Linked DNA regions of Homo sapiens: region 2 is linked to region 1. The links are chromatin loops, found by intact Hi-C in ENCODE. Cell type or tissue: heart right ventricle. All regions are shown on one strand. Each heading gives the region's core, and the rest is flanking DNA. Links, peaks and the distances in the headings are about the cores only.

Region 1 (15,698 bases), core at 2,719-10,718:
TGACTGTGCTGAAGATGCCGAGAATGTAGGCAGAGCCCGGGCAGGGCCGGCGGGCAGGCGGCCACGCGCTGCAGCAAACGCGAGCCTCGGGGCCTTGAACCTGGAGCCGGGGCCTTGCCTGGGCTGTCCTGGCTGGGAGTCTCGTGCTGTGCCCCCCGCTTCCTCATTCCCCCACCCCACCCTCCTAACCCTTGTTGTGTTTCATTTTCCCTTTTAGGATATGTGCTTCTTATTTGGGATTTTATTATTCTTGACCCCAGCCCTTTCTTTCCCTCCTTCTCTTAGTTCCTCTTTTGGTTGAGTTTATGATTTTTTTAAACCACAATTTGTAATGGTCACTGCAGTGGACGTTTAACTTTGAACACCCCTTTGTTCCTCCAAAGGCGAAATTCCTCCTGCGCCCTGCATGGCCCATTCAGGAGCGTCTGTGACCCAACCTCTCTGGCTCTGGGGAGAGGGCAAAGTGTGGCATCCAGCCCTAGCCAGGCCAGCGAGGAGCCGCATTCCTGCCACAGTGACCGTGGCTCCAGGATCCAGGCTGGGCGGGAGGATTCTTCATGCTGGAGGAATCCATTCCTCTCGGTGGCCGAGCTGGGAAGAAATGTCCCCATGTGAAGACATGGCCCCAGGAAGAGACGCTGGGGCTACAGCCAGGGCCGCGGGGAGGGCAGCAGGGGAGGGTGAGTTCTGCTCTCCTGGCTCCTGCCTCACCCCTGCTTCTTTTTGCAGGAGCCAGCAGCCCTCTCTCTGCCTGGAGCAGCAGGCCTGGGATTTCTGTCACTTGCTTCCTTTGCCTGTCCCTGGCTCCTCTCTCTGCCGTCATCACGTTTCTGGCCACCTTGCCCTCCTCCTCTGAGCTCACAGCTCCTGGGCAGGGTCCTGGCTGTGGAGGGCACCAGTTGAGAGCCACTATAGATGAAGGCTCTAGGCCGCAGTTGAGGCTTCTGAGTACTGGGCCTTAGCTGCCTGACTTTGCCCCTTTCTCCAAGGCCAATCACCGGTGGCAAATCTCACAAGCGACTTTGTGTTAAAAGTGATGACTACCTACGTTTACCTCTCACGAAGAGCTTACATTTAGTTTAAAAATTATCTATGATGAAAATATTCGAATGCACAAAACAGTGTGATAACACGGGACAGTGCTCCGCCCTGGTTTCCTGTGTCTTCCTCCCCACACTGGAATATTTTTAAAGCAAATACCAGACATCCCATCTGAAGTCATAAATACTTCTGTGCCTGTCTCTAGTACTGAGGTACTTTTAAAAAAACATACTCTTGTTATCACACCCAACAAAATGAATATAACTATTTAATATCATTCAATACCCAGTCCATATTGAGTTTTCCATAATTATCTTTAAAATGCCTCTGTGAAATTCGTTTATTTGAATCAGCATTCAGGCCGGGAAAGGTGGCTCACGCCTGTAATCCCAGCACTTTGGGAGGCCAAGGCTGGCAGATCTCTGGAGCCCAGGAGTTTGAGACCATACTGGGCAACATGGTGAAACCCTGTCTCTACAAGAAATACAAAAATTAGCTGTGTGTGGTGGTGTGCACCTGTAGTACTAGCTGCTCAGGAGGCTGAGGCAGGAGAATCACTTGAGCCAGGGAGTTGAAGGTTGTGGTGAGCCGAGATTGCACCACTGCACTCCAGCCTGAGTGACAGAGTGAGACTCTGTCTCAAAAAAGAAAAGAAGGAAAAAAAAAAAAAGAATCAGCATTCAAACAAAACCCATGCATTTTATTTATGTTTCTTGAGTGTCTTTTAACTGATAATGGTTCGCCTCCATTTTATTAATTCTTGTCTATTTATTTATGGAGGGAACTGGGTCATCTGTCTGAAAACATCCCATATTCTGGATTAGGCTGATTGTATCCTCGTGGTGCCATTAGCATGTTCCTTAGTCTCCTGTATTTCTTGCAGACTCCTAGTTTGATCTACAGGTCTTAGATTCAGGTTCCATGTGTCTTAGGCAAGAATCCACTGCACGTGGTGCCATGTACTTGCTCTCGCGTCACGCCATGTGGCTCGTGGTGTCTGTTAAAGTGGATTGGTGGGTTTAGATGGTGTCAGCCTAATCTATCCACTGTCAAGGTTCCTATCAACCTGCATGTAATGGTTTTAGCAACCACCGATAATCATCACCTACATCTGTTCCTTTTAGTCACAAAATCCCTTCCCAGTAGAAGTGTTCTCTGAAACAGGCAGGTTCTTTTAGGCGTGTCTATTTGGACTGTATACCCCTTACATTGAAGTGAGGGGGTGGATCAGTTATCTGTTTTGGTGTAACTGACAACCTCAAACCTCAAGTGGCTTAAACAATAGTCATGTATTCAGCTCACAAATATGCAGTCTGGATGGAGCATGGAAGGGAAAGCTCCTCTCTGCTGGACGCAGCACCAGCAAGGGCAGCTCAGAGGCTGGGGTAACCTGACACCAGAGGGCTGGAAGGATCTGCAGGCAGTTGATGCTGGCTGCTGGCTGAGACCTTAGCTGGGTTGTCAGCAGCTGCATCCACCTGTGGCCTCTCCATATGGCCACCTGGCATCCTTACAGCATGGTGACCATGCTCCAGGCATGAGCACCCCAAGAGAGCAAAGAGAACAGGCTTGGCATTGATTGTGACCCAGATCCAGAAGTTACATAGCATCACTTCTCCTGCATCTGTTGGTCAAAGCTGTCACAAAGGTCCACTCAGGTTCAAAAAGAGGGGACACCACTTGATGGGGGAATGTCAATGTCACAATATAAGAAGAACAAGTAGAATGGGATTTGTTACGGCAGCTTTCTTGGAAAATATGATCTGCCACCATGAGAAAACAAATTCAAATAATTAAGCGGTGTCACGAGCCAGACACATCACAGTTGACATACATTTGTCACAGCTTTGTCTAAGCCATTTAAAGAAGAAACTATTCCAAGACCATGGCTGTAGTTTAGCTCCACTTCTTGCCTTGATAGAATAAATAGACATATTGATATAGTTAGTTATTTAAAAACTTGTGTGTTCACATAATTTGTTAGTTACAAACACATTGATTTTTTTTTTTAAACCCCAGTGTATCCGGCACGATTCGAGATGCTGAGATAGAGCAGAGAAGAAGACGGACAGAATCCCTGTCCTCAGGAATCTTGCTCGCGGGCGGGAGAAGACAGATCATGAACATGTAAGCTGAAAGACAGGACAGTCTCAGGAAGTGAGGTGCAGTCAGCACTGGAAGTAAGTGGAGAGTGTGCGAGGGAGGTGCAGCATTGGCTAGGCGGCCGGGAGGGTTTGGAGGGGGTGGTGAGATGACGCTTGAGTGGTGGCGGAAATAATGACGAGGACACAGCCATGGGAAACCCGGTGTAACAAAGAGCATCCAGGGCGAGAGGGTGGGAAGGAAGAAGTGTGGGCAATGGGGGAGCTGGTGTCGCAGAAAAAGGTAGAGCCCAGTGATGTGGCGCATTGTTGGGAGGATTTAGATTTTACTCGAGGCATAATGGAAAATGCAGGCGGGTCTTCCTTATAGAAAGGTGCCTCTAGGGACTTCTCAGGATGGGAGGTGTTTGAAGGGGAAATCTTATTTCTCACCCTCAGTCTTCCACGCAGGAGAGAAATTCAGCCAACACCTGCCTCCTGAAGAGCCTCCACCCTCTAGCTAGCAGTCAAGCCTCCATCATCCCCCAGCACCCAGCTACGCTCCTCTCCCCCAGTGACTTCAGGTTGAGGTGACTTTGGCAGAAAACAGCTCCAGCCCCTCCCATGCGGTCTGAAGGGTAATGCTGGCAGCCATAGGGGATGAACTGAGCAGGTCAGGATGGAAGCAGGGTGACTTGGGAGGACATAAGGCGGCCTGGACCGGAGTGAGCAGTGGGCGCAGTGAACGGTGGCTGGGTTCCAATTTGTAATGACTAATGTGGGTTTTTTTCTGCATCTTCTCCATTTCAGTTTAAGGCCCACAGAAGGCTTATAAAAAGTAATATGACTTTAAAGGGTTTGATGTAGTCAAAATGATGAAAGTGGAAAGTAATGCAATCTCACTTTTCTTGGCTTTTTAAATTGTGATGTACAAAAATAAATAGTTCCTGAGTGGCGTGCATACCAGCGAGAGGAAATGTACATTCGTTCACCGTCTGTGGGAGGAGCAACAGAACGATATTTATCCAGTGTTTTTTGTTTGTTTGTTTGTGTGTTTTAATTGAGATGAAGTCTCTCTCTGTCTCCCAGGCTGGAGTGCAGTAGCGCCAACTACAACCTCCGCCACCAGGGTTCAAGCAATTCTCTGCCTCAGCCTCCTGAGTGGCTGGGTCTACAGGCGCCCGTCACCATGCCCAGCTAATTTTTTTGTATTTTTAGTAGAGACGGGGTTCCACCATGTTGGCCAGGCTGTCTCGAACTCCTGACCTCAAATGATCCACCCCCCTCAGCCTCCCAAAGTGCTGGGATTACAGGCATGGACCACCGCGCCCGGCCTATCGAGGGTTTTAAAAGTGTTCATTGGAGCCTTGGACCCAGTAACTCCACTTCAAGAAGTCTAACAAAAGAAAGAAATCAAAGGTGGGATTCATGAATGTGGATGTTCAACACAATATTGGAAACAATCTGAACATAAAACCAAACACAAACGATGTATTAAATTCTGCCCCCTTCATTCCTGACCTATTATAAATGGTGCAAGTTTCCATTTTCCAATCTTTCTAAGGTAGTTCAGGTACAATTACTTGAGGCAGAAGGTTGAATTCGACGACCAAGAAGGTCTAAGGGCAATGTTTTTGTGAAATAAATTTTTTGCCTACTTGTAGCTGGTGCCCAGAATTTTGCTCTGGGGTTTACTATTCTCCCAAAAGAGCCAAGTGGCTAAATTTGAAGTGTCTGAAAGTGTCTGAGGAAAGAGAAAATAGTCTTTCCATTTAGGTGTTGGCAGGGTCACTGTGGGAATCTTACTTTCAAATTACAGAGTCCAAGTTGAAAGGGTCTTAGAGATATTCTGGTTAAAACACCCACCCATTTCTGGAGTATCTGTTGTTTTCCAGGCACAGGTTAGGTACGGAGAATAGGAGGGCATGATTCTAGTGCATAAGGGCTTTACAATGCAGCCCTGGGCATAAGAGAAGAATGAAACACGTCACCACAGGCTGAGTGTGGAAGTGCCAGGTCAGATCCACAGTGAGTGAGGAGGTGGGTGGGAGATCCATCCCGGGGGGACACCTGGTGGGTCACATCTGGGAACACTGCAGATCGTAATTCCCACAACTCTGAAGGAAAGAGATGAGAGGGTCTCAGACTCTAGAGAAATGCTAACTGAGTTAGAAATGAGAAGAAATGAGGCCGGAAGAGGCACGATCCGATGCCACAGCTTTACTAAATAGTGAAAAAGCAAGCTCTTAGAAGAGGTCCCAAATCCTTTTTTTTTTTTTTTTTTCCGAGACGGAATCTCACTCTGTCACCGAGGCTGGAGAGCAGTGGTGCGATCTCGGCTCACTGCAACCTCTGCCTCCCAGGTTCAAGTGATTTTCCTGCCTCAGCCTCCCAAGTAGCTGGGATTACAGGTGCCCGCCACCACGCCTGGCTAATTTTTGTATTTTTAGTAGTATAGTTTTTTTTTGAAATAAGTGGGGGCATCAGTGAACCAACCAATCAATGACAGAAGGAGAGATGAGATCTTGGTGCTTTAATCCCATGCCAGGCTAGTGAAATAGACAAGATACTATCACCTGCAACATATGTAACAATAACCAATGACAGCCTTGTAAGAATGGAAACATCTACTCTCTGTGAGCACTGTGCTGTGAGGGTTCCAGAATGACCTCATGGTATCCTCCCATTGACCTTCTGAAGCAGATGTTTTACCTAAGGGAAAACCGAGACTCAGACAGGTGAAGTAAACTCTCCAAATGTACCCTGCCAGTATGTGTCAGAACCAGGATTGGAACTAATCTACGTCTAATTTGTACCCCAAAAGTATCTTACGATATTACTTCTAAATAAGGTCTGTGTACTTGAGTTTGATGGCCCATGTTCAGAGACGTTGCACGATTTAGCAAAGTGTGTAAATATACAAGCCTGAAAGTCAGTGGAAGCCCGCACCAAACTTCAATGACCCAATGGCCACCTTGGGGACTCCCAGTTTCTTTATCTTAAAATGTGGGAGATGGAATTCATGCATCTGCTAACCCTGCTTACTGTCTCTTGTTTTCACTCTGCAACAGCTTTGAAGCCGAAATTTTCACTTCTATTTACTGACTGGAAATAATTGACTCACACAAAAGCATCAGTGAGATTCCTAACAAGGCGCTGGGCTCAGCACTGACAGGAAGACCCCACTCGATGTAGTATCCCCGTCTCTCCTCTTGGCTCCCAGGACCTGACCCCGCTCTCCCTCCTTGCCCAGTGCCCCACCTTGTGTCCTCACTCCCTCACCTCCAGGTCCATCTCCTCTCCTCCGCCGCCCGGAACTCTCGGTTTCTCTCTCTTCTCTGGTAGAGGCCTCAGCTCATTTCCAGTCCCAGTTTCCCAACCAGCAAGCCCATACACATCTCCCTGCTTCAGCAAGCCAAGATCCGCTCCCCTTAAAAATCAGTACAGGGCCATAAATCACATGATTTTTTCCCTCTTAGAGGGATGATTAGACAGATAATTCATGTAACTGAATCACATAATAATCACTGAATGAAAGGCAGCCATTGTTTTCATTAATGGAGAGAGCATACCTTCCCTGCTCTCTTCTCTTCTACACCACTATGAGTTGATGTCATGGCAGATTCTATGGCAGAAAAGCTCTTCGTCTGGGGCTACCACCGCAGAGTGGGGGCATTTTATCACCTTTGGGAAGAAGCACAGCCATCACTAGGCACAGAAATCTATATGTTGTGAACCTGTGGGCCAGAAACTAGGCAGTCTCCCCAAATGGAAATACCATCAACAACTGGAAAGTTTGTGATGAGATCTTGTTCTGGAGTATTGAGAAACAGGAGTCCCACTTACACCAAGCGTGTTCTTTATTCTACCCCAAAGGTAGAGGGAAACAGCAGTGTGGCATATGAGAAGAGAGCCTGGCCATTAGAGGACCTGGCCAGATCTGCTATGAACCATCACCCCACATAACGTCTTGGCCTGCTAGGTGCACCGGGTCAGATGTCCACAAAAGTGGCACGTGTTTACGAAGGGAGAAGGAGGTTGGAGGAGAGAAAAGGTGTTGTGTAAAAAATAGTACAAAATAATCCTTTTTTTTTTCTTTGTACAGATGGAGGTCTCACTATGTTGCCCAGGCTGATCTCACACTCCTGGCCTCAAGCAATCCTCCTGCCTCAGCCTCCCCAAAATGCTGGGATTACAGGTGTGAGCTACCATGCCTAGCCCAAAATAATCTTAAAAGCTGTGTGTCATTATTATTGCCACTGAACGGAGAGTTGGAGTGGTTGAGTCAATATCCCAAGGTCTTGTAGTTGGTAAGTGGTAGAGCTAGGAATCCAACTTCAGAAGCAGCACCTTTGGCCAACAGATCAAGGCCTCTCCAAGCATCGTCTTCATCGTTACAGCTAACAGGTACCAAATACTAAGTCTATACCAAATAGGATGCAAGGTGCATTGCCAACATTATTTGCTTAATCCTCACACCATCGCTGTGAGGTTGGCACTATAATTACCCTCTTCTTAAATAGGAAAGCAGATGGAAACGGTGAGAAGTTAAGTGTTAAATGGCTTGCTCACAGGGACTTGGGGAGGGCGGTGAGGTGTGAGTGTGGGCCATTCAACTTGGGGTAGGGCTTTTGAGCAGTGTGCCGTATTGCATCTCCAGTGGGCCGCAGTGAGCACACCTCCTGCGGCACTGAACTGCAGGAGGGAGAAGGCATTGCTAAGGATCGAGTCCTAAACACCAACTGAACGGGGCCACCGAGCTACGTTGGCTCCTCAGGCACTCTCATGCTGGTGGGGTCTGTAGAAGAACCTGCTAGAGTTGACTGAACTTTTATGAAAGTGACATAACAAGAATTTTAATCATGAGAAATTAGCACAGGACCATGAAAATATCAAAGCATAAGAGAGAACTATCAGCAAGTCATCTTGCAGCCCAGGCCCTGAAGGCGCTCATACAGAAGAAACGTGGACAGGAGGTGGGAACCTGGGCCTTGGCCTTGTGAGACTCTGTCTCTAACTACAACCTTCTGAAGCTCCGTTTTTTAATCTCTGAAATGGGCTGAAAGAATCTCACCTCGTGATTGAGCTACCCTGCGCGGGAAACCACTTGTTTTCCCTGGATCTGTACAACCTACAGGTCAGGAGATCCCCTTGTGAACCCACGCCACCAGGGCCTTGGGTCCCAAGCACAGAGCTGTGCAGATTCTCAGTGGCCACTCGGCTGGAGACACTGCCTAAGACTACTGAGTTCACAGGGGGAGGGGTTGCCACCATCACTGTAGCCCCAGTCTGCCATTTCCCCTGCTGGTGCCAGGGAAACTGGGTGGTTTGGACTCAGGAACAACTCCCCACAGCGCAGCACAGTGGCTGTGGCAGATCATGGCCAGGCTACCTCTTTAGGCCAAACTTGGACCCATCCCTCCTCACCAGATGGGGCCTCCCCGCAGGAATTTCAGCAACTCCAGGCAGGGGTTTAGGGATAGAACTCTGATTTCCTTGGGATGGAGCCCCTAGGGCATGGAGTGGCCATAGTCTCCATGGATCAGCAGACTTGATCTTTTCCCCTGCTGGCTCCGTGGAATCTGGGCAGTCCAGACGAGTGGGATTCCTTCCAGCACAGTGCACCCCCTCCACCAAGGGGCAGCCAGAGTGCTTTGTTAAGCGGGTCTCTGATCCTGTGACTCCTGAGCGGTTGAGACCTCCCAACAGGGGTCACCAGACACCTTATACAGGAGCATTCCCACTGGCGTCAGGTCAGTGCCTCTCTGGGATGGAGCTCCCAGAGGAAGGAGCAGGCAGTCATCTTTGCTGTTCTGCAGCCTCCACTGGTGACACCTCCAGGTGTGGGAGGAACCCAAGCGAATGGAGTCTGGAGTGGATGCCTAGCAAACCTTAGCAACCCTACAGAAGAGGGGCCTGACTGTTAAAAGAAAAACAGATAAACAGAAAGCAACAACAACAGCATCAACAAAAAAGTCCCCACAAAAACTCCATCCAAATGTCAGCAGCCTCAAAGACTGAAGGCAGATAAAGTCATGAAGATGAGAAAGAATCAATGAAAAAACACTGAAGACTCAAAAAGCCAGAGTGTCTTCTCCAAAAGATCACAACATATCTCCAGCAAGGGCACAGAACTGGGCTGAAGCTGAGATGGATGAACTGATAGAAGTAGGCTTCAGAAGGTGGGTAATAACAAACTTTGCTGAGCTAAAGGAGCATGTTCTAACCCAATGCAAAGAAGCTAAGAATCATAATAAAACACTACGGGAGCTGTTAACCAGAATAACCACTTTAGAGAGAAATATAAATGACCTGATGGAGCTAGAACATACAACAAAAGAACTTCACAATGCAACCACAAGTATCAATAGCCAAGCAGACCAAGCAGAAGAAAGAATTTCAGAACTTGAAGACTATCTTGCTGAAATAAGACAGGAAAACAAGATTAGAGAAAAAAGAATGAAAAGGAATGAGCAAAACCTCTGAGAACTATGGGATTAGGTAAAAAGACCAAACCTATGACTGATTGGGGTACCTGAAAGAGACAAAGAGAATGGAACCAAGCTGGAAAACATATTTCAGTATATCATCCAGGAAAACTTCCCCAACCTAGCAAGTCAGGCCAGCATTCAAATTCAGGAAATCCAGGGAACCCCAGTAAGATACTCCATGAGAAGATCAACCAACCCTAAGACACATAATCATCAGATTCTTCAAGGTCAAAATGAAGGAAAAAGTGTTAAGGGCAGCTAGAGAGAAAGTCCAGGTCACCTACAAAGGGAAGCCCATCAGATTAACAGCAGACCTCTCAGCAGAAATCCTACAAGCCAGAAGAGACTGGGAGCCAATATTTAACATTCTTAAAGAAAAGAATTTCAAACCCAGAATTTCATATCTGGCCAAACCAAGCTTCATAAGTGAAGAAGAAATAAAATTCTGTTTGGACAAACAAATGCTGAGGGAATTCATCACCACCAGGTCTGTGTTGCAAGAGCTCCTGAAGGAAGCACAAATATGGAAAGGAAAAACCATTACCAGCCACTACAAAAACAGACTGAAGTACAAAGACCAATGACACTATGAAGCAACTACATCAACAAGTCTGCAAAATAACCAGCTAGCATCATGATAACAGGATCAAATTCACACATAACAATATTAACCTTAACTGTAAATGGGATAAACGTCCCAATTAAAAGACATAGAATGGCAAGCTGAATAAAGAGTCAAGACCCATTGGCATGTTGTGTTCAAGAGACTTATCTCACATGGAAAGATACACATAAGCTCAAAATAAAGAGATGGAGGAAAATTTACCAACCAAATGAAAAGCAGAAAAAAGCAGGGGTTGCAATCCTAGTTTCTGACAAAACAGGCTTTAAGCCAACAAAGTTCAAAAAAGACAAACAGGGGCATTATATAATGGTAAAGGTCTCAATTCAACGAGAAGAGCTAGCTATCCTAAATATATATGCACCCAATACAGTAGTACCCAGATTCATAAAACAAGTTTTTAGAGACCTATAAAGAGACTTAGACTCCCACACAATAATAGTGGGAGACTTTAACACCCCACTGTCAATATTGAGACAGAAAATTAACAAAGATATTCAGGACTTGAACTCAGCCCTGGATCGAGTGGACCTGATAGATATCTACAGAACTTTCCACTCAAAAACAACAGAATATACATTCTTCTCAACACCATATTTGTCACTAACTGTAAAATCAATCACATAATTGGAAGTAAATCACTTTTCAGCAAATGCAAAAGAAATGAAATAACAAAAAAAACCACAGTCTCTCAGACAACAGCACAATCAAATTAGAACTCAATATTAAGAAACTCGCTCAAAACCACACAACTATATGGAAATTGAGCAACCTGCTCCTGAATGACTCCTGGGTAAATCATGAAATTAAGGCAGAAATCAAGAAGTTCTTTGAAACCAATGAGAACAAAGAGACAATGTACCAGAATCTCTGGGATGCAGCTAAAGCAGTGTTAAGAGGGAAATTTATAGCACTGAATGGCCACATTGAAAAGCTAGAAAGATCTCAAGTTAACAACCTAACATCACAACTAGAAGGACTAGAGAACCAAGAGTAAACAAACCCCAAAGCTAGCAGAAGACAAGAAATAACCAAGATCAGAGGAGAATGGAAGGAGATGGAGACATGAAAATCCCTTCAAAAAATCAACGAATCCAGGAGCTGTTTTTTTGACAAAATTAATAAAATAGACCACTAGCTAGACTAATAAAGAAGAAAAGAAAGAAGAATCAAATAGACACAATACAAAATTATAAAGGGGATATCACTACAGAAATACATACAACCATCAGAGAATACTATAAATACCCCTATGCAAATAAACTAGAAAATCTAGAAGAAATGGATAAATTCCTGGACACATACATCCTCCCAAGACTGAACCAGAAAGAAGGTGAATCCCTGAAGAGACCATTAAAAAGTTCTGAAATTGAGCCAGTAATAAATAATCCACCAACCAAAAAAAGCCCAGGACCAGACAGATTTACAGTTGAATTCTACCAGAGGAACAAGGAGGAGCTGGTACCATTTCTCAAGAAACTATTCCAAACAATTGGAAAGGAGTGACTCCTCCCTAACTCATTTTATGAGGCCAGCATCATCCTGATACCAAAACCTGGCAGAGATACAAGAAAAAAAAGAAAACTTCAGGCCAATATCCCTCATGAACATAGATGCAAATATCCTCAATAAAATACTGGCAAACTGAACTCAGCAGCACATCAAAAAGCTTATCCACCGTAGTGGAGTTGGCTTCATCCCTGGGATACAAGCCTGATTCAACATACACAAATCAATAAATATAATTCATCACATAAACAGAACTAATGACAAAAACCACATGATTATCTCAATAGACGCAGAAAAGGCCTTCGATAAAATTCAACATTCCTTCATGTTAAAAACTCTCGATAAACTAGGTATTGATAGAAAATACTCAGAATAATAAGAGCCATTTATGACAAATGCACAGCCAATATCATACTGAATGGGCAAAAACTGGAAGCATTCCCCTTGAAAACTGGCACAAGACAAGGGTGTTCTCTCTCACCATTCCTAGTCAACATAGTATTGGAAGTTCTGGCCTGGGCAATCAGGCAAGAGAAAGAAATAAAGTGTATTCAAATAAGAAGAGAGGAAATCAATCTGTCTCTGCTTGCAGATGACATGATCCTATATCTAGAAAACCCCATCATCTGAGCCCCAAAGCTTCTGAAGCTGTTAAGCAACTTCAGCAAAATCTCAGGATACAAAATCAATGTGGAAAAATCACAAGCATTCTTATACATCAACAATAGACCAGCAGAGAGCCAAATCATGACTGAACTCCCATTCACAATTGCTACAAAGAGAATGAAATACTTAGGAATACAGCTAACAAGGCAAGTAAAGGACTTCTTCAAAGAGAACTACAAACCACTGCTCAAGGAAATCAGAGAGGACACAAACAAATGGAAAAACCTTCCATGCTCATGGATAGGAAGAACCAATATTGTGAAAATGGCCATACTGCCCGAAGTAATTTATAGATTCAATGGTATTCCCATTAAACTACCATTGACATTCTTCACAGAATTAGAAAAAAACTACTTTAAAATTCATATGGAACCAAAAAAGAGCCTGAATAGCCAAGACAATCCTAAGCAAAAAGAACAAAGCTGGAGGCATCATGCTACCTGACTTCAAACTATACTACAAGGCTACAGTAACCAAAACAGCATGATATTGATACAAAACAGACACATAGACAAATGGAACAGAATAGAAACCCAGAAATGAGACTGCACATTTACAACCATCTGATCTTTGACAAACCTGACAAAAACAAGCAATGGGGAAAGGATTCCTGGTTTAATAAATGGTGCTGGGAGAACTGGCTAGCCATATGCAGGAAATTAAAACTGGACCCCTTCCTTACACCTCATACAAAAATTAACTCAAGATGGATTAAAGACTTAAATGTAAAACCTAAAACTATAAAAACCCTAGAAGAAAATCTAGGCAATACCACCCAGGACATAGGCATGGGCAAAGATTTCATGATGAAAACGTCAAAAGCAATTGCAACAAATGCAAAAATCGACAAATGAGACCTAATTTAACTAAAGAGCTTTTGCACAGCAAAAGAATTTGTCATCAGAGTGAACAGACAAACTACAGAACAAGAGAAAATTTTTGCAATCTATCCATCAGACAAAGATCTAATATCCAGAATCTACAAGGAACTTAAACAAATCTACAAGAAAAAAAAAAACAACCCCATTAAAAAGTGGGCAAAGGACAAAAACAGACACTTCTCAAAAGAATACATACATGCAGCCAACAAACATAAGGGAAATAGCTCAACATCACTGATCATTAGAGAAATGCAAATCAAAACCACAATGAGATACCATCTCATGCCAGTCAGAACGGCGATTACTAGGAGTTAAGAAACAATAGATGCTGGGGAGGCTCTGGAGAAATAGGAATACTTTCACACTGTTGGTGGTAGTGTAAATTAGTTCAACCATCATGGAAGATAGTGTGGCGATTCTCCAAAGACCTAGAATCAGAAATACCATTTGACCCAGGATTCCTATTACTGGGTATATATTCTAAAGAATACAAATCATTCTATTATAAAGAAACATGCATACAGATGTTCGTTGCATTATTCACAATAGCAAAGACAGAGAATCAACCCAAATGACCATGAATGATAGACTGGATAAGAAAACATGGTACATATACACCATGGAATACTATGCAACCATAAAAAAGAATGAGATTTTTGTCTTTTGCAGGGACATGGATGAAGCTGGAAGCCATTATCCTCAGCAAACAAATGCAAGGACAGAAAACCAAACACCACATGTTCTCACTTACAAGTGGGAGCTGAACAATGACAACACATGGACACAGGGAGGGGAACAACACACACTGGGGCCTGTTGGGGAATGTAGAGGGAGGGAGAGCATCAGGATAAATAGCTAATGCATGCTGGGCTTAATACCTAGGTGATGGGTTGATAGGTGCAGCCAACCACCATGGCACACGTTTACCTGTGGAACAAACCTGCACATCCTGCACAAGTACCCTAGAATTTAATAAAATAAAATAAAATAGAATCTCATCTCTTTCCAACAAATTATGAAATCTGAAGGATAAATGAGTTTATAAATATGAAAATATTTGAGAGCTCTTTGGAAGAAAGGTGCTATGGAAACATAGCACAATGTTTGCCTGCACGATGTGCATGCCGTATTTGTATATGCTATTGCACTGAAGGATTCATGCTTCCTATTAGTTCTAAGCCAGATAATCAGATGAATAGAACATAATCAGATATCTGATTCTATTAGGCAGACACTGAGTATGTAGAAATATGTAAATAGCTTTTAATTTTAGATTGGCATCCTTTGCACCGCTGATGGAGTAGGTTAAACATGAATATTGTAAGCGTAGACACTTCCCACCATTGACAGGTATGTTAAGAACATGGATGTAGAGCCTGAGAGATTAGATATTCTGTAGGTAGAATTCTCCTTTTACAATTTAACTAGATCTTGGATAAAACACACATGCACATGCATGTATACACACACACACACACACATTCACACACACACACAAGAGTTTTAAAAATATTGCCAAGCTCACAAGTGATCCCACTAGGTCAGTGGTGTTCCTTCTTTCTTGGAAAAGCAAATGAATATCTTCTTTTCAGGACAGTTTCAATTTAAGTCCCCAAGCTTCCCACAGACTAAGTTCAATCATATATGAACTAAAGTTTTTTACCAAACATGCATATCAATAAGTCACATGGCAGAGGTGGCTAGCTCTCAACCAATGTGTTCTGCTGTCCTTCCACTGTGAACAGATGTTGCTGGGAAACACTCGGCAACTGCCTCACCAGCAGAAGCATTTTCTAGCCACATTTCCATCTAGGTGAAGCCCTGAACTGCACTCAGGCCAATGGGAAGAAGGCAGAAGTGAAATGCACCATTTCTAGCCCTGGCCCATGGATGCTTCCCCTGCTATTTGCCAGAGCCTTCCTTTCCCTGTCTACCAGCAGGATGTTGGTGCTCAGGGCGATCCTGGAAGTTGGACATGGTGCAGCCTTCATCCGTCAGCGTCTGTGAATGACTACATGGAGCGAGCCCCACCTCCATGCACCAACTGGACATCATGTGAGGGAGGAAACAGTTCTAGCATGTTAAACCACTGAGATGTTAGAGTGTGAGTGAACAGCGGTAAGTTTTATCTTAACTACCGCAGTCACTGTGAGAGTCAGCAGAAACGACAACCACAGATTTAGCACCAAGAGCTTTAAGTTTGGAATGATTATATTTAGAATAAAAGACAAGCTTTATGACGTGTTTAAAGAAATAAAAGATAGAATCAAAATTAGCAAGGAACAAGAGACTTTAAGAAATAACCATGTAGAATTAAGAATCAAATAGATTTTTGGATATTAAGAATATAATAATGTTAAAACTTGGTAGTAAGCTAAATAGCAGAACCAATGCAGCTGAAAAAATA
Region 2 (15,698 bases), core at 3,872-11,871, 55 kb after region 1:
ATATAAAATCATCCAAAAATCAGTTGTGTTTCTATAAAGTAACAATAAACAGTCCAAAAATAAAAATAAGAAAACAGTCTCATTTACAATAGCATCAAAGGGAACAAAATACTTGAAAATAGGCTGGGTGTGGTGGCTCACACCTGTAACCTCAGCACTTTGGGAGGCCAAGGCGGGCAGATCACTTGAGGTCAGGAGTTTGAGACCAGCCTGGCCAACATGGCAAAACCCGTCTCTACTAAAAATACAAAAATTAGCCAGGTGTGGTGGCAAGCACCTGTAATTCCAGCTACTCAGGAGGCTGAGGCAGGAGAATCACTTGAACCTGGGAGGTGGAGGTTGCATCGTGCCACTGCATTCTAGCCTGGGTGACAAAAGCAAATCTCTGTCTCAAAAAACAAACAAACAAACAAACAAACAAACAAAAACTTGAAAATAAATCTAACCACAGAGGTAGAAGATCTGTATGCCGAAATGACAATATACTGATGAGAGAAATTGAATAATACACAAATAAATGGAAAGATATTCCATGTTCATGGATTGGAATAATTTATATTGTTAAGATGTTCATATTACCCAAAGCGATCTACAGAGTCAATGCAATCTCTATCAAAACTCAAATGATATTTTTTCCCAGAAATAGAAAAAAAAAATCCTAAAATGTGTATGGACCCAGAAAGAATTGTGAATAACTAAAGAAATCTTGAATAAAAAGAATGAAGCTGGAGGCATCATACTATCTGACTTTGTAACATACTACAAAGCTATAGCTATCAAAACAGCATGGTACTGGTATAAAAACAGACACATAGACCCAAGGAACAGAATAGAGAGGCCAGAAATAAGCCAACACATTTACACTCAATTGATATTCGACAAAGGTGTTGTAGGGGAGTGAAAAATGGCTTTCATTCACACTTTTTGATTCTTTGGCTGGGCTAATAATTAAATTAGCATGAGACAGATTAATGAGAGAAAAATCATATTTAATTACATATGACACACAGGAGTCTTAAAAATATGAGACCTGAAGAAGGATCAGATGATTGAAGCTTATATAGCACCCTGAGCTACAGAAAGAAATGGGACTTAAGGCTTCTGGGGAAGGTGGTGACACAAGTTATGGAAGAATGAATGGAGGAAACGTATGGTGAATAAAGATTATCTTGTTAAGCAGATAAAAAGTCTCTCAAGTAATAAATGTTGCCCCTGAGCAGCCCTCAGAAGAATAGGTTATAGTATCTCTGGACATGGTGTCAAGCTCCAGCCTCCTCTCCTTTGGTGCAAGTTAATCTTCCCTGGTGGTAAGATTTTGGGGGAGGAGATTTATGACAACTGAGTTCCCTTTGGAGGATTCATCTTTAGGCAGATAAGGGGAGCTCAAGAAAGCTTCTGCCTGCATCCACCCTTCCTCATGTCCTTAGTTCAAAATAATCAACATACCAAAGCATTGTATTTTGGGATGGTATTTCCCAAACTCTTCCATTTCCTTTGTCTGAAACTTCCCTAGAAGTTTCACACACTAAAAGCTGAGTTGGTGGGTGTCGAGAGAAAAATGGATTTAGTAGCTGAGTGGTAAGGGACCTGGGAATAGGTCAGTCCAATGAAAAAGTTGTGGCCTCATTTTAGGAGGTGGTGTTGCAGATGAGTTCCCATCAAAGTTAGGCACCTGTATGGTGCAAGGAAATAGGTATGAATACGATGCATTTCTAGGGAAACAAAAAAATAAAGATTAATGTTTGAAGCAGTCTATAAACTAGTTTCTGAATCTGGAGGGCATCCAGTTGAGATTTCTAGATGCTGGGTTTGAAGCATCTTCAGTTGGAATTAAGCTGTTGTGACTGACATCGCCAGTGGAGACTGGCAATGGCAATCTGACAGGTTTTCCTGGTTTGCAGTTTGCATGATGTGTTTCAGGGAACTTTCTGAGTAATGCATACACCAACAGACATGAAGGTTGTTTATACATAAGTTATTATGGTGACTTATCTGAATTCTATAGTAAGTCATCCAGCTTCAGCTTTCAGGGCTTCAGGAAAGGCCAGTTTTAATTTCAGTAATTCCATGTCAGAAGAGCAGGAGGAAACTTGAAAATGTTAGTTTGGAAAGTCAGCGCCAGATTTTGGAGAAACCTAGAAGACTTCAGGATCCAGTTTACAGATGCTCAAAAACAATGAGCTAGAATTTAATAATGGGTGAACTATAGTTTTCTTCTGAAACATAAATTTCTCTCTTTGGTCACCCCCATTTCTACAAAAAATAATCACAGTAAGATCAGTTTATTTGTAAGAAAAATAGTTTCATTAAACTTGGCCTGTTTATTTATATAAGTGCAACAAGAATAGTGATAATTAAATAGGTGCTTTTAAGTCGGCTTTGCTGGAACTTTTAATAAGGAATCTCAGATGGGACTTTTAAAAGGCTCTCAAGGCTAAGAAGCCAAGCTGAGAAGTCACCATCAAACTTTGCCTGAAATACCTGCAGATATATAGGTGAAGTTCTTTTTCCTCAAGGTCCCCAAAATATTCTGATGATCTTGGGCCTGCCAGGAAGTGAGATTCCTTTCTTATGTGTGAGACAACTATGTGAACTGTTTATTCAAGGTACCAGGCCAGTTTTTACCCCCCAAAGGATGTATTGGCTGCAGAAAGTCAACCCTAGTTCTTTAAAGATGGCTGCTCATGTCAGAAAACATGACGTTCCACTCATAGCCTTGATAGTATAACCAGTGTTTCCAATTATGTACTGTTGCAAGAACAGATTCTTATTGAACTTATGCAAATAATTATACTGCCATACAAAATAAGAATATTCAACAATAGTTTCCAAATTCTAGAGGGATCAGGTCAGCAGAAAAAAATGTAAATATTTTAATTTTATTTACAAAAGTATAATTTACCAAATTGTTGTAAACTATATATAGCTTTACAAAAAGTTCCCTTAAATCTGGAAAACAAAACATAAAAAAGAATCGCAATATTTCAGTAAAAACTATAATAATCCGTTATTAGTTCAGTTCCAGGTAATTAATTTTTTTTTTTTTTTTTTTTTTGAGATGGAGTCTCAATCTGCTGCCCAGGCTGGAGCGCAGTGGCCCAATCTCAGCTCACTGCAACCTCCACCTCCAGGGTTCAAGCTATTGGCCTGCCGCGGAATCACTATAGAGGTTCCTCAGAAATTGAGAATAGAACTGCCATATGATACAATGATCCTACTCCTGGGTATATATCCAGAAGAATTGAAATTAGAATCTCAAAGAAGTATCTGCACTCCCAGGTATTTTGGGAGCATCGCGGTATTGCAGATTATTACAATGCCAAGCTATAGAAACAACTAATTTCCGTTGACGAATGGATAAAGAAAATGTGATATACACATACATGAAATATTATTCATCCTTAAAAAGAAAGAAATCATACGATTTCAACATGGATGAACCTTGAAGACATTACGTTAAGTGAAATACTCTAGTCACAAAAAGCCAGATAATGTATAATTACACATACATTCATTATCTAAAGTAGCCAAATGTATGTAAACACAAAGTAGAATGGTAGCCACTAGGGGTTGGAGGAGGGAGCAGAAGAGATTTGTTTAATGGGTATAGAGAGTTTCAGATTTTCAAGAGGAAATATTTCTGGAGATCTTCTGTTTTACAACAATGTGAATATACCTAACATTATTGAACTGTACATTTAAAAATGGTTATGATGGTAAATTTCATATTACGTGTTGTTTATTATAATAAAAAGCAACAAAAGCTAATAGAAAAAATACTAAAAATACTCAGTTAACCTCAAAGAAGATAGGAAAAGATTAAACAAAAGAATAAAAACAGATAGGACTGGTAGGAAACAAATAACAAGATGGCAGACTTCCACCAAACCATATTAACAATTACTAGATGTAGCACACTGAAAATTTCAATGAGCAAGGAAGTACGGCCAAAAACACTTGGTCTTCCTAGATTGATAGGAAGATGGTGATAAGCAATTGTAATACTTTCTCCTAGAATACTAAGGGAGGCTTATGCCATGGAATAGACTGGCTTTGCTCAGGATCCAGGTAAATCATGAAGATACATTAATGAAGCCAATGGTTGAAAGAACCTTAACTCTGGGTTCTGCTGATGTAGTGGAGATTACTAGTTGCCCACCTAATATCCTTTCTCTCCCCTTTCTGCAATACACAAGCTTTAAAAATTATTGTTAAATAATTCCATTTATGTAAAGCCCAAACAAATAAGCAAACCTAAATCTTAATATTTAAAAATACATACATATTCAGGTAATAAAACTCTAAAGAAAAGTAAAGGTGTAATTCCAGTAAGAGTTAAGTTGATAGTTACCTTGGTGGAGGTGCGGAGAGAGGTGGTGACTTAGGAAGGGAAGGAAGCGGCCTCTGGAATGCTGGAAATGTTCTTTCTATCTGTTAACTTGAGTGGTGGTTCTCATAACTTTTTCTTGATGGCATGTGATATCCCTTCTTCCTTTAAAACAGGGTGGCCAATAAGATGTGAGCAGAAGTAACTGACTGTGCCTTCCAGGAAATCTGTTTTGAAAGGTTTTATTCTTCTTGGAGGTGTAACCAGTATGCTCTGCTCCTCTGTTCTCCTTGACTGTGCAATTTTCAAATAATGGCTGGAACTACAGCTGTCTTCTTGGACCATAAGGCAACCTTGAAGCTAAAAACTGCATGCTAAAGACAATAGGATGAAAAACCAGAAGAACTCTAATTCCATGATGCCTATGGAGCCACACTCTAACCCTGGACTGCCCAGCTCAGAGTTTCTATTGCTTGAGAGAGACATAAACTTCTCTCCTACTTAAACTACTATTAGGTTTTCTCTTTTTTTTTCCTTCTTGAGACAGTCTTGCTCTGTCGCCCAGGCTGCAGTGCAGAGGCACAATCTCGGCTCACTACAACCTCCACCTCCTGGGTTCAAGCAATTCTCTTGCATCAGCCTCCTGAGTAACTGGGACTACAGGCGCCCGCCATCATGCCCGGCTAATTTTTTGTAGTTTTAGTAGAGACATAATTTTACCATGTTGGCCAGGCTGATCTTGAACTCCTGACCTCAGATGATCCGCCCTCCTTGGCCTCCCACAGTGCTTGGATTACAGGTGGGAGCCACGGGTCCTGGCCAGGTTTTCTCTTAAATGCATCCAAATCCAGTTCTAATGGACACAGCCAGTTTAGAGGCTTAATATCCAAAGGAGTGCTTCCTTGAAGGAATGAAATTGAACTGAAAGTTGAGACGGCCTCTGGCCATGTCTAGCCAATTATGTATCCAATCACCCGGCAGAAAAATGTGTGAGGGAGGAGGGTTATATGCTGGATAAGTTAACTGACTATTTAAAACAAGAATCAGGTTCATGTCGCTACTCTGATCAAAACCTTCCAGTAGCTCCCAGTTCCCCTCAGAGTGGAACCCTTAAGTCTCCTCAGTTTGGTGTATTGGGCCCCTTGCTATCTGGCTTCCTAGATTTGTTTCCTGTGGTTTCCGTAACAAATTACCACAAATAGAGTGTCTTAAAACAATAGAAAGTTATTCTCTCAGAGTTCTGGAGGCTAGAAGTCCAAAATCAAAGTGCTGGCAGGGTTGATTACTTCTGGAGGCTCTAAAGGTGAATCCCTTCCATGCCTCTCTCCTATCTCGTGGTGACTTCCAGCAATCCTTGGCACTCCTTGGCTCGTGGCCCCATTGCTCCAGTCTCTGCCTCCATCTTTGCCGTGCCTTCTCCTCTGTGTGTCGTGTTTCCTCTCTGTCTGTCTCAAATCTCCCTCTGCCCTTCTCTTCTTATAAGGACACTTGTCACTGGACTTTGCCTGCCAGATGATCTAAGATGATGTCTTTATCTCAAGATCTTTAAGTTCATTCCATCTGCAAAGACCCTTTTCTCAAAGAAGGTAACATTTACAGGTTCCAGGAATTAGGGTGTGGATATATCTTTTTGGAGGTGGGGCAGGAAACACCATTCAACTCAATGCATGTCACTCCCCTGCTCGAAGCCTTCCAATAACTTCACATTCTACTCAGGGTGGAAACCAGGGTGTTTCAGCTGGGCTTGGTGGCGCATGCCTGTAATCCCAGCTACTCGGGAGGCTGAGGCAGGAGAATCGCTTGAACCAAGGAGTCAGAGGTTGCAGTGAGCCAAGATTGCGCCACTGCACTCCAGCCTGGGCGACAGAGCGAGACTCCGTCTAAAAAAAAAAAGAAAAGAAAAAAAACCGAGTGTTCATTGTGGTCAACCAGCCCTATACTACCTTGCCTCCCATTACACTGACCTCCTTTCCTACTAATCTCAATCATGCGTGTGTCCCACTTGCAATAACCTCCTTGTTGACAGTAGCTCAAGCCAGATATTCTCTGCCTCTGGGCCTTTGCACTGGCTATTTCCTCTACCTGGGAATGCTCTTCCCCCCGCATCCACATAGCTCCCTCACTTTCTTCAAGTCCTTGTTTACATGTCATCTTCTCAATGAGGTCTAATCCCATCTAAAGTTGCAACCGCACATCCTGAAAAGCTTATAATGCTTTTTATGGTTTGTAATATTTAATAGGTTTATCACCTTTTAATACACTATATAGATGACTTCTTTATTATGGTTATTGTTTATGGTCTGTGTCCACTTACCTCTGGCTCTAATGTTAGCTCAGTGAGGGCAAAGATCTTTGTTTTATTCACTGTGTATTCCAAGAGCCTGGAACAAAATAAGGCTCCCTAAGCACTTGTTGAATAAATGAATCTGTTAAGTGGATCAGGGTCTCTGGTGCCCAGTGGAGAAAAGTAGTATGGTGGGGTGACCAACTTGTTCTGATCTGCCTAAGAGTTTCCTGGTAATAGCACTGAAAGTCCCATGTCCCAGGAAAGCCATCACTCCCGGGCACACTGGGATGGGGGATCACCTAGAATTTGGGGGGAAGTGGGGTGATTGTAAGGGCAGTCTGCTTGTTCTATCAATTGTTCTGTGAATTGCATGATAGATGGAGAACCAGTGGAGGACTAGTGAAACCCTCCCCTCAGTACTGAAGACAGCAAGCCACAAAGAACATTTTAAAAGCTTCCAGAGATAAAAAGCAGATAGTATACACAAGAACAAGAATTAAGCTAGCCTTAAAACTGTCATGAAAATTTGAGGGGTCTGATGAAAATGTTCTCAAGCCTTCAAGACCCCTTTACTCTCTTTGTCTCTCTCTCTCTCTCTCTCTCTCACACACACACACACACACACACACATACACACACACACAATGAACATTCTCTTGGAAGATGTATTCTTCAGAAGGGAAACAAATTCACGAGTTGCTTCAAGTACGTATGATCAAAGGAAGAAAGGAGGAAAAGAGAGTCCCTAACAACCCAGTCTATGATCTCTGGATCGCACGGGGCAGCCTCTCTGTGGTGGCTTCAACCCTGTGGGACTCTTGCTTGGCTGGAAGCCAAGCCTCCAGCACCGTGGCTAGGACCAGGGAGCTACGCAATAACTCCGCTTCCGTAACCACTGTTTCCTGGGGGCAGGAACTTAGAGAGTCTCAGACTGCTGAATGCTTCTTCCTGTAACTAAGACCTGGAGCACAATTCGGGGAAGGAACGGGTGAGGTCCCCAGAAGATGCTGGGTTTGGGCACGAAACCGCAGAGCCCCTCTCTCCCTGCCAGCCCCCGGCCAGCCAGAAAGCCCAGAAAGCAGCACTGGATCTGAGAGATGTGGGCCCGTTGTCAGCTTCCACCTTCTCTCCCTGGACTCTACCCGCCCAGATACTGGAGGGACTACATAGGCCCATTCATTGCAAAGAATGTCCCCTAGTCCTTCTCAGAGAGGGCAATGTGGGGCCATTTCACTGCAGCTCCTGGATGAGGAGACAGACCGCACTGCTCGGCACAGCAAATCACTAAACCCTGCCCTTAGCCCCCAGGAGGAGGTGAGGTTTCCAGATACACAAATGCTCAGCCCTCCTGCCTTCCATCCTGTGGGTCCCAAACCTGGGCATTTGTGAGAGAAAATAATTCCACCTCCGAGTATAAATTGCTTTTAAAAAACAAAAGTCCCAGCTGGGCATGGTGGCTCATGCCTGTAATCCCAGCACTTTGGGAGGCCAAGGCGGGTGGATCACCTGAGGTCAGGAGTTTGAGACCAGCCTGGTCAAGATGGTGAAACCTGGTTTCTACTAAAAAGAAAAAAATTAGCTGGATGTGGTGGCACGCACCTGTAGTCCCAGCTACTGGGGAGGCTGAGGCTGGAGAACCGCTTGAACCCAGGAGGCAGAGGTTGCAGTGAGCCGAGATCATGCCACTGCATTCCAGCCTGGGTGACAGAGCAAGACTCCATCTTAAGAAAAAAAAAAAAAGGAAGTCTTTTTTATTCTAAGCATTGTTTCCAATATGCAAAAATAAGGAAATCTTTCCATTAGGGAAATCTTTCCATTAGAGAAATCATGTATATAGTTTTCAAAGCTCTTTCATTTTTTTTGAACCTCAATACAAATAGGTAGGGCCATTCTCACTTTTCTCTGTTTATAGATGAAAACATTGATATCTAGAATTAAATGTGCTTGCATTTATGCACTGTTATTTCCTTAAAATAGTGTCACAAAAATTATAATAAAATCACTGTATAAGCAAATTTTGAATTCAAATACCCCAGAAAAAATAAAACACTACATAATTCCAAAGCTGAAAGCCAGTGAATTGTAAAATGTTTTTATACTGTTGCCACAAGCTACCACCATATGAACAGGAAAACAGAAATACCAGCCCCCGCTTTCAGTGTCCTAGAAATCATGCTGCTATTTCAGGTGTTGGAACTTCCAGGAGGGATTTCTGTGTGTGGTTGTGAGGCTGGTCTAAGCAAATTTGTCCCTTTACCAACTGTCAGGTTGTTGTGGTGGACACCGGTAGCCTACCAGGTTAGAGCTAGGTATGGCCTATACAAGCCCAGCCTCAGACTACTAGTTGGTCTGTCAAAATGAAGTTAAGGCTATATTCTGCCAAGCGGACAACTATTTATTAGTAAGCAGGCTAAAGATAGTTTGGGTGTCCTGCAGTACAATTCTGACAATAACCATCTGGAGTTAATGTCAGATTCCTCATGTTAGGAGCACTGTCCCCAGCAAGACTGTCCCCATTTCAGATGCCAGCTGTAATTCCAGGTCTCCAGACCACCTGTGCCTGACCAACTAACTAGCTACAAATCCTACAACCACTCTCAGGCTTGACAATTCTCCATAACAATTCCTGGAACTCAGGAAGGTGCTAGACTTATAATTACAGTTTTATTATAAAGGCTGCAAATCAGGACCAGCATAATGAAGAGATACATAGGACAAGATCTGAGAGGGTCCCAAACGCAGAGATCCCACGCTCTCTTTCCATGAAATCAGAGCGCATCACCCTCCTGACACATCAATGTGTTTATCAAACAGAAAGTTCCTCTGAGCTTGTGTCCAGAGTTGTATTATAGTTTCCTGACATAGGCATGATTAGTCAGACCATTGACCAAGGATTAAACTCAGTCACCAGCCCCTTTCCCCTCCCTGGAGATCAGACTGGCTCAAAGTCCTAACCTCCTGAGATCACATGGTTGGTCTTTCTGGTGACCAAAGATGCCCCTATTATTCAGGAAATTCCGAGTACTCAGAGTCTCTCTCCCAGGAACTAGGGACAAAGGCCAGTCCAGTGCTTTATTACACAAACAGTTGCATACCTGTTCTCCTTAGCTTGGTGAGATCTCCTCTTTCTGTCTTCAGGCCACAATCAAGTTCCCTGCATGAACTCTGAGATCAGCCAACCTTGAGATAGAACTTATGACAGAGTCCTCTGCAACATGGGGTGCCCAGAGGGCATGAGTTTTGGATGTGGGCCCCACCCCCACAGAATCTGGCCTGATTCTGATACTTCAACCAAGCAAGGTGCTGGGATCCATTCAGTCTTTTCAGGTGACTGTATTTTTTGAACACCACTTATTTTATCTGTGGAAAATTATTTCTAAAATGCCTTATGCTAGCTAATGAAGACTTAGTATCTATAATAATAAAATAGAAAACATTTTCTTTAACCACCTCTGATTATAAATTTCTGTTCAAATGCTGAGTAATTACCCCTGGAGTATAGATGAAAGGTAATTCATGTACCCATATGTGATGGTTCATACTGAGTGTCGGCTTGATTGGACTGAAGGATGCAAAGTATTGTTCCTGGGTGTGTCTGTGAGGGTGTTGCCAAAGGAGATTAACGTTTATGTCAGTGGACTGGGAGAGGCAAACTCACTCTCAGTCTGGGTGAGCACCATCTAATCGGCTGCCAGCATGGCTAGAATAAAGCAGGCAGAAGAACATAGAAGGACTTGACTTGCTGAGTCTTCCAGCCTTCATCATTCTCCTGTGCTGGATGCTTCCTGCCCTAGAACATCAGAGTCCAAGTTCTTCAGCTTTTGGACTCTTGGACTTTTGGACTCAGTGGTTTGCCAGGGGCTCTTGGGCCTTCGGCCACAGGCTGAAGACAGAACTGTCGGCTTTCCTACTTTTGAGGTTTTGGGACTTGGACTGGCTTCCTTGTTCCTCATCTTGCAGATGGACTATTGTGGGTCTTCACCTTGTGATCGTGTGAGTCAGTACTCCTTAATAAAATCCCCTTTATATATACATTTATCCTATTAGTTCTGTCCCGCAAGAGAACCCTGACTAATATAACATAAGTTACACTTTCTATTCTGAAGTAGTTTAAGTAGTTTACCTCATAGACAATGGAACACTTTTGTACTAATATTTTAATACACTGTGACATTATAATTTAAAATTCTTTTTATATTAATAATGCCATCTGTGTGTTTATTGGTGGGGCTCATGCTCCTGCTGAAAAGAAAGTGTACTCGGAAAATCAACTTTGAAATAGAAATTCTGTGTGTTAAAGTGCTAAGAAGATGGGCATACATAAGTACCATGTTGTCCCAGACTGTTAATTAAGAGGACAGCATTCTGCAAAGTATCAGAGTTCAAGGTGAAACGAAGTAGTAAAGAAAGTGTTCACAACAGTCATTCTAGTGTTAAAAGAAAAACCCTAGCCAAATTAAGTTTAATAGTGTTTAATTGAACAGAGAATGATTTGCCAGTTGGGCAGCCTCCTGAGCCAGAGTAGGCTCGAGATACTCCAGTGCATCTAGGTGGTGGAAGAAGACTTATGGGCAGAAAAAGAAAAGTGATGTACAGAAAACAGAAGTGAGGTACACAAACAGCCAAATTGGTTACAGATCAGCTTTTGATTTACTTGAACCCGTTTTGAACAGTTGATCCCTTTTGGCCAAAATTCAGTGATTGGCACAAGAGAAGTGTTAAATCAGGTTTAGCCTAAAGCTGCCTCATTACCTGCTTTAAGTTTGGCCTAAAGGTTTCTCTGTACATCATGAATTATAACCTAAATAGAGTTGTAAACAGACTGTAACCAACTCTTGTGCCAATCACCAAGTTTTGGCCAATCAAATATGGTCAATTGTTCAAACCATGTTCAAATAAGGCAAACACTGACCGGTAATCAATCGGCAGTTTCTGCACCTCACTTCTGTTTTCTCTGAGTCACTTTCCTTTTTCTGCCCATAAATCTTCTTCTGCCACGTGGCTGTGTTGGAATCTCTCTGAGCCTACTGTGGCTCAGGAGGCTGCCCGATTCATGGATTGTTCTTTGCTCAATTAAACTCTTTTAAATTTAATTTGGCTAAGGTTTTTCTTTTAAAGATAGGTTACAATCTGTTTACACCTCCATTTAGGTTATGGCTCCCTGTATACAGAGAAACTTTTAGGCTGAATTTAAAATATGTAAGGAGGCAGCTTTAGGCTAAACTTGATTTAACACTAGGTTTATGAATACACAGTTTATATTTATTCCTATTAGGATAATAGTCTTTATTTGTGCGTGTTTTAAATTGAACAAGGCTTCTAAGAACACATTCCTTATATAAAAGGCAGCTATCTTCCAACTGACTAAATAGGAATGCACAGGCACTAAGTGGAATAGCTAGAAACAGTTCTTCAGACTCCTCATCTCACATTTGGGCATCATATTGGCTACTTCATGGTGGGAACCAGGGTCTTCTCTTTATTGCTGTGAGTCATCACTGGGTGGGACCAGCTGTCAGCCTTTACAGGGATCCCAGGCTCATTCCTGCTGCACAGACCCCTGCTCTCACCTCTCTCCTGGAGAGTTAAAGGCTGAGACCCACCCCATCAAAATTCAATAAGGTCTAGACTAAGACTGGGCATCTATCTATATATCTATCTGTCTATCTATCTATCTGTCTGTCCATTTATCTATCTATCTATCTATCTATCTATCTATCTATCTATCTAAGCTCCTCATATGACTTCGATCAAAAGTCAGGCTTAGGAACCATTGCTGACAATAACAGGCAGCAATGAGTTACTCTGAACAATACCGTGTCATCATCAGATTTGCATTTTAGAAAGCAGGCTCTGGAAGAAGTATGGAGGTGACAACAGTGCTGGTGGAAGCAATAATAATAATCATACAGCTCTCCCCTTCATCCTCAGGGGATACGTTCCAAGACCCCCAGTGGATGCCTAAAACCACAGATAGTACAGAACCCTATATATACCATGGTTTTTGATCTGGTAACTCAGATGCCTACTAAGTGACTAGAGGACAGATAGTGTATCAGTGCCAAAGGGATAATTCCCTTCCCAGGCTGGTGGAGTGGGACAGTGCAAGATTTTGTCCCCAGTTCCTGGCACAGAGCTCCTAAAAACTCTTGGACTTTCCTGGGTGAGAGGAGCTATTTTTGTTACCCTTAATAAGCTCCTTTCAACCATACCTGAGTTTATGCTAATGAGGTGACTCTTGGAGGGTGGGGCCGTTTGCCCCGGGAGCCAACCCTGTGATTGGAGGGTTGGAACTTTCAGCCCCACCTTCTGGACTGCCAGGTGGGGAGAGGACCTGGAGACATCACCAGTGGCCAGTGACTTCATCAACCGTGTCTATGTAATGGAACTTCCATAAAACCTCTTAACAATGGAGTTCAGAGAGCTTCTGGGTGGGTAAACACTTGGAGTTGCTGGGAGAATGGTGCCCACAAAGGGGGCATCAAGCTCTGCACCCCTCTCCTTGCCCTGTGCATCTCTTCCATTTGGCTGTTTCTGAACTGCATCCTTTATAATAAACCAGTAATAGTAAGTGGAGTGTTTCCCTGAGTTCTGTGAGCTGTTATAGTAAATTACTGAAGGTGAGGAGGGGGTCATGGGAACCCTTAATTTACAACGTCAGCCATAAGTGCAAGAAGTAACCTGAGACTTTTGGTTGGTGTCTGAAGTAGCGGGAAGTCTTCTGGGACTGAGCCTGTGGGGTCTCCACTAACTCCCGGGAGTAAGTATCAAATTCATTAAATTATAGGATGCCCAATTTTGGTGTCCACAGAGAATTGGAAATTTGCTTGTTTGCGGGGAATGGATAAAACCCCTACACACTTGGTATCAGAAGTATTGTGAGTATAGAAACAGTTTTACACTTTGCCTTCTGACACAAAGGAAATCAGGGTTCAGAGAACCCTAACAGCAGATAGCTTGAAGTGCTGGAACTGAAATTCAAACCCAAATCTCTCGGACAGCCTATATGTTAAATATCTTTAGTTATCTTGATGAAATTGAGAGGGAGAAATGGAAAAATCACCACTAGAACTCTACAGAAATGACTGCGCAGACAGCACCTACGGGTGGATGCTGAAATTATTGGGAGAACTAGAAAGTAAGGAAGCGTTCAAAACTCCAAAGGATGGGGTGTGTCAAAGGGACCCAGGAGCCAAGCTAGGAGAGCACTCACTAACCAAAGCTGAAATCACTGGAACCACCACGTAGACAATAGAACATTGGACCATGACCCGAAGTATAAAATAAATATACAAGTCTATACTGGCACAATAAACCATGGAACGAATAAATAAATAAGCACACAAGCGAGAAGTGACAGACCTTCCTTACAAATGAACTTCAGACAATGTATGTAGATGCTCCCCAGCCAGGGGAAGGAGCTCAGTCCCCACTCCTCTCCACTGAGGGTGGGACAGAGCTAGAGACTCATTTCCGAAGAACAGAATGGGGAAAGGGAAAAATAGCAACTGTGCAGTGGAAAAACCTGGCAAACACGACATTAACCAGATGACGAAGGTTAATATCACCTGTGGTGTCATGTAGATGTCACATTCCTCTTCTTATAGTGAGGTGGGAGGGGCACTTTGTTCTGTGATGTTCTTTCCAAAAATTCCTAACTCCCACATAATCAAGGGGAAATGCCAGCAAAACCCAGGCTGGCAAATATTCCTTAAGATTGTCAAGGTCATAAAAAACAAGGGTAGACCAAGAAGCCAGAGGCAACTAGGGAGAAATGGCAACTAAATGTAATGTGGGGTCCTGGAGAGGGTGCTAGAACAGAAACAGGCAGTAAGGAAAACATCAGCGAATTCAAATAAAGTCTGTGGTTTAGTTAATAGTATTGTACCAATGTTAATTTCTTAGTTTTTGGTACTACGGTTATGTACGATGTTAACATTGGGGTTAGGTGGGTAAAAGGTTTATTGAGACTCTGCATTACTTTTGCAAATTTTCAGTACACCTAAAATATGTTCAAAATTAAAAGCTAAAAAAAATTAAATTGAAACCAGAAGCCTAGTCATCAGTAACAGAAACCTTGAGAATACAAAACAATTGAGTAACAATTGCCCTTTGTTTAGAAGCTAGGAGAAAATGTTGTTTCAAATGCAACCTACTACCACATTAAATCTGCGCTCACTCAGCGTCTTGCCATAGGAAAGCTTCTACATCTCTTTACTAAAGCAGGCTAAAAGATTATCTGTAGTATCAATCTGTTTATTCCTGTGACAAATAGTTTATAGTCCTGTGACCAAAAACAAAAACAAAAAATCTTGTTAATGGAAACCATGAGTGCTGTGGAAAGCTGTTCACTTGCAGTACAAGCTATAATTTTCAGAGAAGTTTGGCCACACTCACCTTCCGTGGGAAGATGAGTCATTAACCTCTTCTGATGTCTGACACTGATGTCATCCTAATTTGCTCAGACAGTATATGAAAAGATGGTACACATATTCTCAGAAATCGAACATGGCTTATAGGCATTTCTTCTTGTTAACAAAGTAAATTTAAAATTAAAATAGTGTCTCATATATTATTTGAACTATAGCTCAGTACATCAGTTTTTCTTGACATCTGAGAGGAGATATATGCAAAAAAATAGAACACAGAGGCTTAGTAACCAGAATATGTAATACACTCACCAAAATCAATAAGGAAAAAGGTAAGAGAAAGGGCAACGAATAGGAACCGTGAAGCAACAGAATCAGAAAATATGAACAGCCAAAGGCCTTCCAAAAAGATATTCAACCTCCTAGTAAATCAAGGAAAATCAAATGCAAACAACAAAGACACCATTTTCTCCTCCATCAGATTGGCACAAGAAGTTCTGACATAGTGCTGCTGGGACTGTAAATTAATAACGCCTTTCTGAAGAGCCATGTGGCATTATCTAGTAAAGTTGAGGCCACACTTACTCCTGTATCTAGCAATTTCATTCCCGGGCACTTACCTAGAGAAGCACCGTGGTCTGCTTCTGACACTTATAAATGGCTTACTCTGGTCAAGTTATTTAATCGCTTCCTGTGCTTCAGCTTCCTTGTCTGT

What was found. Peaks named below come from ENCODE experiments on the same cell type or tissue, not always from the same donor. Only the 100,000 strongest peaks of a DNase experiment are listed, where the experiment ranks them.
Region 2: a loop joins it to region 1, with 2.1 times the contacts of the local background. A loop is called at or near these places in 2 of 110 quality-filtered maps.

The regions. Positions count from the first base shown.
Region 1 is chr4:184,168,748-184,184,445 of GRCh38, forward strand. The region is part of intron 1 of ENPP6 (ectonucleotide pyrophosphatase/phosphodiesterase 6); the gene reads right to left. Among named protein-coding and RNA genes, the nearest start is that of ENPP6, 41 kb to the right of the region's middle. RefSeq lists enhancers at 87-136, 1,997-2,498. In heart right ventricle, for the core only: no CTCF peak of the experiment used is centred there; no DNase peak of the experiment used is centred there; H3K27me3 peaks cover 716 bases.
Region 2 is chr4:184,222,790-184,238,487 of GRCh38, forward strand. No RefSeq gene overlaps it. Among named protein-coding and RNA genes, the nearest start is that of ENPP6, 13 kb to the left of the region's middle. In heart right ventricle, for the core only: no CTCF peak of the experiment used is centred there; a DNase peak (open chromatin) is centred at 7,492.